Regions from separate parts of the Homo sapiens genome. Here region 2 is linked to region 1. Evidence: chromatin contacts called from ENCODE Hi-C or POLR2A ChIA-PET data. All regions are on one chromosome and are shown on one strand. The core of a region is the stretch at or near the end of the contact, and the rest is flanking DNA. Distances in the headings are between cores, read along the strand shown. Region 1 holds the start of MYH16 (myosin heavy chain 16). Region 2 holds the start of GJC3 (gap junction protein gamma 3).

Region 1 (5,253 bases), core at 799-3,298:
GGAGGATTGCTTAAGCTCGGGAGGTTGAGGCTGCAGTGATCCGTAATCGCGCCACTGCACTCCAGCAAAACAAACAAACAAAAACCCTTCTTTGATTTAAAACTCCCCCAAGTGGCTGCCATCGGTGACAGCCGGGCTTTTTCAAAGGCGTGCGGTCTTTCCCCAGGTGTTCTTCCGTGCGGGCATCCTGGCCAGGCTTGAGGACATGAGGGACGAGCGTCTGGCCAAGATCATGACGATGCTGCAGTGTCGGCTTCGGGGCTTCCTCATGAGGGTGGAGTTCAAGAAGATGCTGGAACGAAGGTAGCACTCACAAACACCGACAGGAAGGCCCAGAGGAGCCACACGCACTCAGGGCCAGCTCCACTGGCCATGCTGCGTGGTGGGCCAGGGGTGGATGCCAATGTCTTGCTGGCACAAAGAACCCTGTGTGGCTGGCCAGGTGCGGTGGCTCATGCCTGTAATCCCAGCACTTTGGGAGGCTGAGGCGGGCGGATTGCCTGAGGTCGGGAGTTCAAGACCAGCCTGGCCAACATGGTGAAACCCCATCTCTACAAAAAATACAAAAATTAGCTGGGCGTGGTGGTGGGCACCTATAATCCCAGCTACTGGGGAGGTTGAGGCAGGAGAATCGCTTGAATCCGGGAGGCGGAGGTTGCAGTGAGCTGAGATCGTGCCATTGCACTCCAGCCTGGGCGACAGAAGCAAAACTCCGTCTCAAAAAAATAAAAAGAACCCTGTCTCTCAGAGCTGCCGCAACCAAGTTCACACACTGGGTGGCTTCAAACAACAGGAATTTTTAAAAATTTTTTTACTGATACCTAATAGCTATGCATATTTTAGGTTTTATGTGATAACTTGATACATTCATATAATAAAATCAGGATAACTGGGATATCCATCGCCTTAAATTTTATTTTTGAGTGGGGGATGGGGTCTTGCTCTGTAGCCCAGGCTGGAGTACAGTGGTGCGATCATAGCTCACTGCAGCCTCAACCTCTTGGGCTTGAGTGATACTCCCACCTCAGCCTCCTGAGTAGCTAGGACTACAGGTGCACTGTACCACACCTGGCTAATTTTTTTTTTGGTAGAGACAAGGTCTCCCTATGTTGCCTAGGCTCATTTCAAACTCCTGGGCTCAAGCAATCCACCTGCCTCAACTTCTCAAAGTGTTAGGATTACAGGCGTGAGCCACTGCGCCCAGCCCATCTTCCCTCTTTTTATATGGACACCAGTCATTGAATTAGGGTCCACCTTACTCCAGTATGACCACCTCATCTTAACTAGTTACATTTGCTGAGACCCTATTCCCAAACAAGGTTCCCTTCCTAGGTATTGGGTGTTAGGACTTCAACGTATCCTTTCGGAGGACACAGCTTAACCCCTAACAGGAAACAACTAATATAAACCCTCTCTTTATAGTTTCAAGTCATGTCACAGCCTTCCTCTTACTTGATTCACATAATGATGCTATGAGAGGGGCATGGTAGGGCCAGCACCCCCACTTTACAGATGTGGAAACTGAGGTCTGAGAGGTTAAGGAACTGGGGCAGGTTCATGCAGAGCCAGGATTAGAACTCAGCAATTCTCACTCCACATCCCTGCCCTTGGAACCATGTTTTTCAGCCATCTCCCTAACCTGGTAATTTTTAAAGGGCTGGGTCTGGCCAGGTGTGGTAGCCCATACCTGTAATCCCAGCACTTTGAGAAGCCAAGGTGGGAGATCACTTGAGCTCAGGAGTTTGAGACCAGCCTGGGCAACAGGAGATAGGGAGACCCCATCTCTACAAAAAAAAACAGAAACAAAAAATTCGCAGGTGGTGGTGCATGCCTGTAGTCCCAGCTACTTTGGAGGCTGAGGCAGGAGGATTGCTTGAGCCAGGGAGTACAAAGTTCCAGTGAGCCATAATTGCACCATTGCACTCTAGCCTGGGCAACAGAGTGAGACCCTGTCTCAAAAAAAAAAAAGGTAGGTCCATCCCAGATGACCTGTGATTCACTCTATTTCTTTGTGGTCATAGAATTAGTAATGAATTCCTGTTCCCATCAGCAGGCCACCTGCAGCCCTGGACTGAAGGCAGGGATACCAGTTAGGGGCTGATGTGAGGGATCTTGGCCTGATTCAGCCCAGGGCCTTGGTGCACAGGAGGTCCTCAATAAATGGCAGTTGAGTGAAGCTGCAGGGAACAAGAAACGGGCAGATTCCAGCAACTTTGCAGATCCATGGGATTTGGAGACTAATGGGTGATTTCTGGTGGAGGAGGGAAAATGCAGGAGTCAATGACTGGTATGTCTCAGCCTTGTGCCATCTGGGAGGGACCTGGTTCCATCAGGTTTCACCTCAGCTCCCTTATCGTGCTGCTAAGCTCTGACCCCAACGTGAGTCTCCCTGCCGCAGACCACATGGGCAATGCTGGGTCTCGAGAAGGCACTTTGGTGTCTGAACAAGGTAGATCTGCTGGCTTCTATTCCCAGGCCCCACCCCTTCCCCAGGGAAGCCAGGTCCTAACACCTTCATTGTAACCCACTCAACCCTGGATTCTTTTCGCAGAATGGGCCTGAAAGTCATTCAGCAGAACGTGCACAAGTTCCTGCAGCTCCGTTTCTGGGGCTGGTGGAAGCTGTACAACAAGGTGAGGGCCGAGGGGCCAGGCCAGGGGGGACTGCTGCTGCCTATGGGCTGGGGGAGGGCTTGATCCTGGACAGAGATGCCCCTCGGGAGTGAGAGGCTGCAAGAACAGTTTGAAAATGAGGGCACCTTAGAGACAAAAATCTAGCCTCTGTCCAGACAGGGACTAATTCCTCCCTAAGAAAAATCATGGGGCGGGCACAGTGGCTCACACCTGTAATCCCAGCCCTTTGGGAGGCTGAGGCAGGAGGATTGCTTGAGGCCAGGAGTTTGAGACCAGCCTGGGCAACACAGTGAGACCCCATTTCAAAAGAAAAGAAAGGAAGAGAGAGAGGAAAGTAAGAAAGAGAGGAAAGGAAGGGAGAGAGGAAAGGAAGGGAGAGAGGAAAGGAAGACAGAGAGGAAAGGAAGGGAGAGAGGAAAGGAAGACAGAGAGGAAAGGAAGGGAGAGAGGAAAGGAAGGGAGAGATGAAAGGGAGAGAGGAAAGGAAGGGAGAGAGGAAAGGAAAGGAGAGCAAGTGTCTTTCTGCCTTCCATCTCATCCCTCAAAATAAAATCCACTTAAGATGGAGAGCGCCATACCACCCCCACCAAAAAAAGTGAGCTTGATTATTGACTCCTTGCCCCTGGGCATGTTGAGGCATCTTCAACTCCAGTGAGTTCTTGGCTTAGAGCTGGGGGAACCTCAGGAAATGATAAGGTCCGACCTCTCATTTCCTGTTCTTCCGAAACAGCAATGAGTATGGTATGTGAGTCAGCCAGGTGGTGGGACCCACAGAGGTCCCAAGCAGCCAGGCCACCCTCAACCAAGGCAGGAGGCCACCAGCCATGGCACTGCACATGGGTCCAATCATGCCTGTGCTGGGGCCACCATTAAGAGGGACATGTCTCTGGGCACCAGAAGAGGGAGTCAGGCACCAGGCAGCTATGTTCAGGAGAAAGGAGGACCCGCAGAGGGTGGGGACAGGCTCTGAGTCATCTCGGGTGGCCCTGAGTCCTCCATAGCTCACAAGGAAGTTTCTTTACACTCCCCCATGGGAAAGAACTAGCTAACAATCAGCACCCACCACAGATGGAAAGGGAGGAATAGTAAGTTCTGCTTCCCCAAATGTATCCACACACAGGCCGGCCCTGGAGGACCTGGGATTGGAGAGGAATCTAGGTGAGCATGTCTCAAAGGCCAGGCGTTGCCGGTGCCGCCTGGCTTTCCCCGCCTGTTCCATGACTCACCTTTCTTTACATTAATTCACTTTTTTTTTTTTTTTTTTTTTTGAGACGGAGTCTCACTCTGTCACCCAGGCTGGAGTGCAGGGGCACAATCTCAGCTCACTGCAACCTCCGCCTCCCGGGTTCAAGTTATTCTCCTGCCTCAGCCTCCTGAGTATCTGGGATTACATGCATCTGCCACCCTACCTGGCTAATTTTTGTATTTTTAGTAGAGACAGGGTTTTACCATGCTGGCCAGGCTGGTCTCAAACTCCTGACCTCAGGTGATCCACCCGCCTTGGCCTCCCAAAGTGCTGCTGGGATTATAGATGTGAGTCATTGCACCTGGCCTCGCTTTTTTATTTTGGAAAAAAAAAATTTTTTTTTGACACAGGGTCTCACTCTGTTGCCCAGGCTAGAGTGCAGTGATGCAATCATAGCTCACTGCAGCCTCTAACTCCGGGCTCAAGCGATCCTTCCACCTCAGCCTCCCGAATAGCTCAGACTATAGGTGTGTGCCACCATGCCCAGCTAATTTTTAATTTTTGTTTTTGAAGAGACAGGGTCTTGCTATGTTGCCCAGGCTGGTCTCAAACTCCTGGCCTCAAGCAATCCTCCCACCTCAGCCTCCCAAATGGCTGAGATTACAGGTACACAGCGCCCGCCCAGCTCATTTTTAAATTTTTTGTAGAGACAGCGTCTTGCTACATTACCCCAGCCAGTCTCAAACTCCTGATCTCAAGTGATCCTCCCCAGCCTCCAGGAATTACAGGCGTGAGCCACTGTGCCCAGCCACAACTTTTACTTTAAAAGGAAACTTTGTAGTCTTACCTGCTTTAATCTCATCCTAAGCAAATGTTACCCACAAAATTGTGGATTTGAGTTTTCATTTTTTAAATTGCCTATTAAAGTAACTATGTCACAACTCTAATCAAAGGGTGTCTATGCTTGAATGCATCTCACCAGATCCCTTGGTATACAATTAGACTCTGGGAAGACCCAGGCCAATGGCCTTTAAGGTTCCTTCTGAGCAAGACATGGTAGCAACAGCTGTAAACTCCCCTGCTTGTTACTAATTAGACCTGACAGAACAAGGTCCTGTTCTAATTAGTTTTTCTTGTTGTTGAGACAAAATCTTGCTCTGTTGCTCAGGCTGGAGCGCAGGGGCATGATCTGGCTCACTGCAACCTCCGCCTCCCGGATTCAAGCGATTCTCCTGCCTCAACCTCCCGAGTAGCTGGGATTAAGGCGCCTGCCACCACGCCTAATTTTTTGTATTTTTAGTAGAGACGGGATTTCACCATGTTGGCCAGGCTGGTCTTGAACTCCTGACCTCAGGTGATCTGCCCGCCTTGGCCTCCCAAAGTGCTGGGATTACAGGCGTGAGCCACTGCGCCCGGCCTTTTTAGTTTTTGTTG
Region 2 (5,089 bases), core at 1,059-3,558, 660 kb after region 1:
GGATAAATTATATGGTGTATGAATTATATCTCAATAAAGCTGTTTTAAAAGGGGGTGGTATAAGGAAGAATTCCAAATGATGCTATTTGCGTTTTTCCTTGGTCACTTTGGCTGGGCTCTGGCTACAGTGGATGAGGGATTCTTATGAAGCACTTGTGTAGCAGGAAGAAAAAAAAAATTTCCTAGCTATTGCCAAAGCATCCCTTGGGATCCCCTAACTTACTTGGGGATAATTTGGGATTCAGAAAGAGAAAAAAAAATAGATAACTGCCTTTGTTGAGAATTTCAGGGCAAGAGAAAACTAAGAAAAGAGGGCAGCGTTCTGTTAAAAAAAAAAAGGGATAGAACAACACTGTCCAACAGAAATGACTAAGAGACTCGAGAAGACTGATATTCAGATTGCAGTTACCCGCCGAATCACACTGTGATGTCAGCCTCCCTTGCTGTTACTCCCAAATCAGCATATCAGCAGTAGAACTCTACTGCTTTTTCTGTGTGGTATTGAGGGTTATGAAATTAAAGAGTAGGAACTTGGTCCAGCATGAGTTGCTGCAGTTCTGGAGACAATTGTAACAAGCTGCAACGAGAACTGCAGAAATGAAGAATGAGAATTGAGCAGAAATCAGAGCTATCAGTGATCAAGGGGGCCTAAGCCCCTGAATTCACAGTAATTTTCCTTAAGGATATGGCCGGGTATTTGGATAAATCTATAGATATTAGAGGACACTGACTTATATATGCTTGAAGCCCAGAGTTTCTGGCTTATGACATGTGCTGCAGGTCTGAGGGGCATTCATTTACAAAACTTTGATGATAAGGGGAGCAGAGAATGTGGAAAAACAGAAAAGAGGTAAATGAAGCCAGTGAGACAGGAAGGGGCATTATCTTCAGCAACAGGAATGCCAACAGCAGTCATCAATATTTATTGAGCAGGACAGGGGAGAGACACAGTTTAGGGAGGCTTCTCCCGGCTGACTCTTGAACCAAGCCCATAAAAATTGTGATGCTGACACCAGAAAATTCCAGTGAAAAGGCACAGTCAGGAAATGCTTTAGACTACATGGCCCAAGGGGCCCTTAGAGATCCTTCAACAGCCTCTAATTTGTCACAGACATGAATCCCCACTCACTGGATGTTGGAAAGAAGATTCAATCACAGAGTTTCCTTCAGGCAAGTCAGGTGTCTTTATAACTCTGCAAAGTAGAGAATCAAGAAGAAGCTGAGATTTTTCCTAAGTGGAGAGAGACCTAAATGGAAGTTCAGGAGGGACAACGGACTAGCACTCTTGTCCTTGTTCGCTGGAAGGAACCATCAAGTTGATGGGGATGGACATTGGGATAGATTTTGAGAGCAAGAGAGAACAAAGAAAAGGGTTGGGAGTGGCGGTCAGAACACATCTGCCTAGAACCTGGTTACCTACTTTGTAACATGCAGAAGTTGTACTTCCCAGAAAGGTGAGGGACCTGCCCCGGGAGGAGATCATCAGGACACAAACATCAGTGACAGGAAGAGAGCGTGTCCTTCTCACCTGCTTCTTGAAATTGCTCTTTGGTTTCCACCACTGGGAGGCTATCGGTTGCTTTCTTGTGTCTTCTGGTGCTCTCTGAAGTTAGGAAGTATTTAGAAGAGGAAGATTTGTGCTTCCAGGTCCTCCACCATCTCCCCAAACCCAGAAGCACAAGCTCCAAAAAAGTAAACAAGAGACAGAAACCGCTGACTCCAAACATGGTCTTTAGGAAAATGGTCTTCTCAGAGGGGCGGGACAGATTGCAGGTTATACTACCAAGGCAAGGTTCTCGGCGACATGCAAAGGAGCTGGGCATCTGGAACCCATACAGGTGGTACTGCAACCCCAGGGCTGCCCCCTCCAGGACAAGCCGAGCCCCCAGCTGAGCCACATAAGCCCAGAGCAGCCTGAGGCTTCCAGCCCCTGGGACATCTGTGTTGCCCTCCCGTCCCTGGATCAGGGTCTCCTCCTCCTTCCCCTTTCCTGATAATTCCCAGTGCCAGATCACGTGATACAGAGTGAAACCCATATAGAGGGCGCTGGGTACAGCCACCAAGATGACCTGGAAGACCCAGAAACGCAGCGGGGAGAGGGGGTGGAAGGCATCGAAGCAGGCAGCCTTGCAGCCCGGCTGCTGGGTGTGACACACGAATTCACTCTGCTCATCACCATAGACTCCAGGCCCACTGGCAGCCAGCAGCACAAGGCGGAATCCCAGGAGCACGGGAAGCAAGAGGCGCCCCACGGGGGTGGAGCGCCGGCTCTCCTCCGCCAGCAGCCGCCGCAGGAACCTGCCACACATCCTGTTTTGGAGCAGAGGACAAGAGATCAGTGTTGTTCACTGTCCTTCAGAGGGAGCTCCAGTCCACCTTGTCACTCCTAATCCAAGGATCACTGAAGGCAAGCTTTTTTATTCCTCTCCAAGTATCTGACTGATTAAATACCAAGACTCTGATTGCACCTCTTTACTACTTAATGAAATCATCTATGTAAAATAATAACAGTGAGTGTGTGTGGTGTGGCTCTCTCTTCTGCCCTCCCCTTCTGTACTGCTGGAGTGGAGAGGAACTCTCAGGTTGGAGAGACCAGGATACATCTTCATCTCTCTCTTTCCCTCCTTCCCTCCGTCTCTCTTTCCCAAAGGCTGAACGTAAGAGAGTAGACTGGGATGTTTTGTTAATTTTCCTTTGAAAGGTATTGCTTCCCCAGCTGATGGCTGCCAGGCCTGGTGCTCCTACAGCATCATCTTAAGCAAATTAGTGCTGATGCTGAGAGGGAATGTGCATTCTCTTGCGGTCTTCTTTTCTCTTCCTCCATGCCCTTGGATGATCACAGGTGTGTCTGGATGTCCTCTTCTCCCATCACAGTGGTAAAGTTGAGAGGTAGTTAGGTTATGGGGCTAGATGTGATGGATGAAATGAACAGAGCAAGCATCGAGGCTTGCTTTAGTCTGATGCTCTTAGGCCTTACAAGCTGAGGAAGAAGAGAACATTTGGAAGGTAACCCAGCAGAATTTACCAGAATTACATACTATAGGATTTGGGGCCAGAGCCAGAACTGACTAGATAGAAATTCAGATTTTTGACCCCCACTTGCCATTGTTCCTTGGGCATATTATCTCCCTCATGGTGACAGGCGACCATGATCAAGGATAAGTTTCAGAAATCCCTCTGTTCCCCAGCCAAAATACCACAATGCTACAAGCCCAAGTTCACCATCTCTATATTTGTCCTAATCAGCTGCCTTCCCCAATGCCCAGCAGCTGTTTCAAACCGTCCCCATTTAGCCTAAATTCTCACTCATCTGGTTACCCTCACACTCAGAAGACCATGTGGTATGGTCTGAATGATGATCAAGATGCATATGCTAGAACCTAATACAGTAGTCCCCCCTCTTATCTGCGATTTCACTTTCTACAGTTTCAGTTACCCACAGTCAACAGAGGTCCAAAAATATTAAATGGAAAATTCCAGAAATACAAAATTAATGTTTTAAATTGTGTGCTGTTCTGAGTAGCACTATGAAATCTCACACCATCCCACCCAGGATGTGAATCATCCCTTTGTCCAGGGTATCCAACGCTGTAGACGCTCCTTGCTGGTTTGTGACTTAATCGCCATTTTGGTTATCAGATCAACTATCAATACTCGTTCAAGTAACTCTTATTTTACTTAAGAATAGCCCCAAAAAGCAAGAGTAGTGATGCCAGCATATTGTTACAATTGTTCCAGTTGTTCTATTTCTTTTTTTTTTTTTTTTTTTTTGAGACGGACTCTCGCTCTGTCACCAGGCTGGAGTGCACTGGCACGATCTTGGCTCGCTGCAATCTCTGCCTCCCAGGTTCAAGCAATTCCCCTGCCTCAGCCTGCTGAGTAGCTGGGACTATAGGGGCGCACCACCACGCCGGGCTAATTTTTTGTATTTTAGTAGAAACAGGGTCACTATGTTGGCCGGGATGGTCTCAGTCTCCTGACCTTGTGATCCACCTGCCTCGGCCTCCCAAAGTGCTGGGATTACAGGCATGAGCCACCATGCCCAGCCACAATTGTTCTATTTTCTTAGTAGTTATTGTTGTTAATCTCTTACTGTGCTAATTTGTAATTAAACTTTATCATAGGGATGTACATATGGGGAAAAAAAACATAGTATATATGGAGTTTGGTACTATCCACAATTTCAGGCATCCACTGGAGGTCTTGGAACATATCTCCCACAGATAAGGTGGAAGTGCTGTACTCAATGTGATAGTATTAAGAGGTGGAAAGGTGGAAGTGCTGTACTCAGTGTGATAGTACTAAGAGGTGGAGCCCTTACCAAGTGTCTTAGTCCATTTTGTGTTGCCACAAAGGAGAACCTGAGGCTGGGTGATTTATAAAGAGGTTTATTTGACTCACAGCTCTGCAGCCTGCACATCTGCTTAGCTTCTGTTGAGGGTTTCCATACTGTGTCAAAACATGGCAGGGAAGGTCAAAGGGGAAGAGGGACCAAACCCAAGGGGCATCCTGGCTTTACAACAACCCACTCTTGAGGGAACTAATCCATTCCCTCAAGAATGAATCCAGTTTCACAGAAGCGATAACCCACTCACTGCCACAAGAATGGCACCAAGTTATTCATGAGGAATCTGCCCCCAGGACCCAAACACCTCCCCCTAGACCCCACCTCCCAACACCATCAAACTATAGGGATTAAATTACAACATGAGATTTGGTGGGAACAAACAAACTGTATCAAACCAGAGGTGATTAAGCCTTGAGGAAAGAACCTTCATGAATGAGATTAGTGCTCTTATAAAAGATGCTCCAGGGAGCCCCTCCATCCCTTCCCACTGTGTGAGGATACACAAGAGGTGCCATCTAAGAGGAACAAGCCCTTGCCAGACACTGAATCTGCTGGTGCCTGGATCGTGGACTTCTCAGCCTCCAGAACTTTGAGAAATAAATATCTCTTATTTATGAATTACCCTCTCTAAGGTATTTTGTTATAGTAGCCCAAACAGACTAAGACACCACGAAAACCTCTTACTCCAAAGAGAAAATAGAGACACTGATGTGAAACCCCACAGATACTACTTTCTCTTAT

Evidence for each region. Hi-C counts contacts between places; a loop is a spot of excess contacts on that map. ChIA-PET counts read pairs that join two places held with the same protein, here RNA polymerase II (POLR2A).
Region 2: a loop to region 1 is called in a map of mesothelial cell of epicardium, with 18 times the contacts of the local background. The contact joins the promoter of GJC3 here to the promoter of MYH16 in region 1. A Hi-C loop is called at or near these places in 1 of 168 maps with a recorded cell type or tissue (mesothelial cell of epicardium). POLR2A ChIA-PET finds 5 or more read pairs at or near these places in 1 of 52 experiments (BJ).

Annotation. Positions count from the first base shown.
Region 1 is chr7:99,270,791-99,276,043 of GRCh38, forward strand. It overlaps MYH16 (myosin heavy chain 16), which reads left to right and starts at 2,049. Exons shown (of 24, transcript NM_001431356.1): 1 at 2,049-2,287; 2 at 2,552-2,633. The coding sequence starts at 2,553.
Region 2 is chr7:99,927,312-99,932,400 of GRCh38, forward strand. It overlaps GJC3 (gap junction protein gamma 3), which reads right to left and starts at 2,309. Exons shown (of 2, transcript NM_181538.3): 1 at 1,529-2,309. The coding sequence starts at 2,309. RefSeq lists enhancers at 1,522-2,107, 2,108-2,692.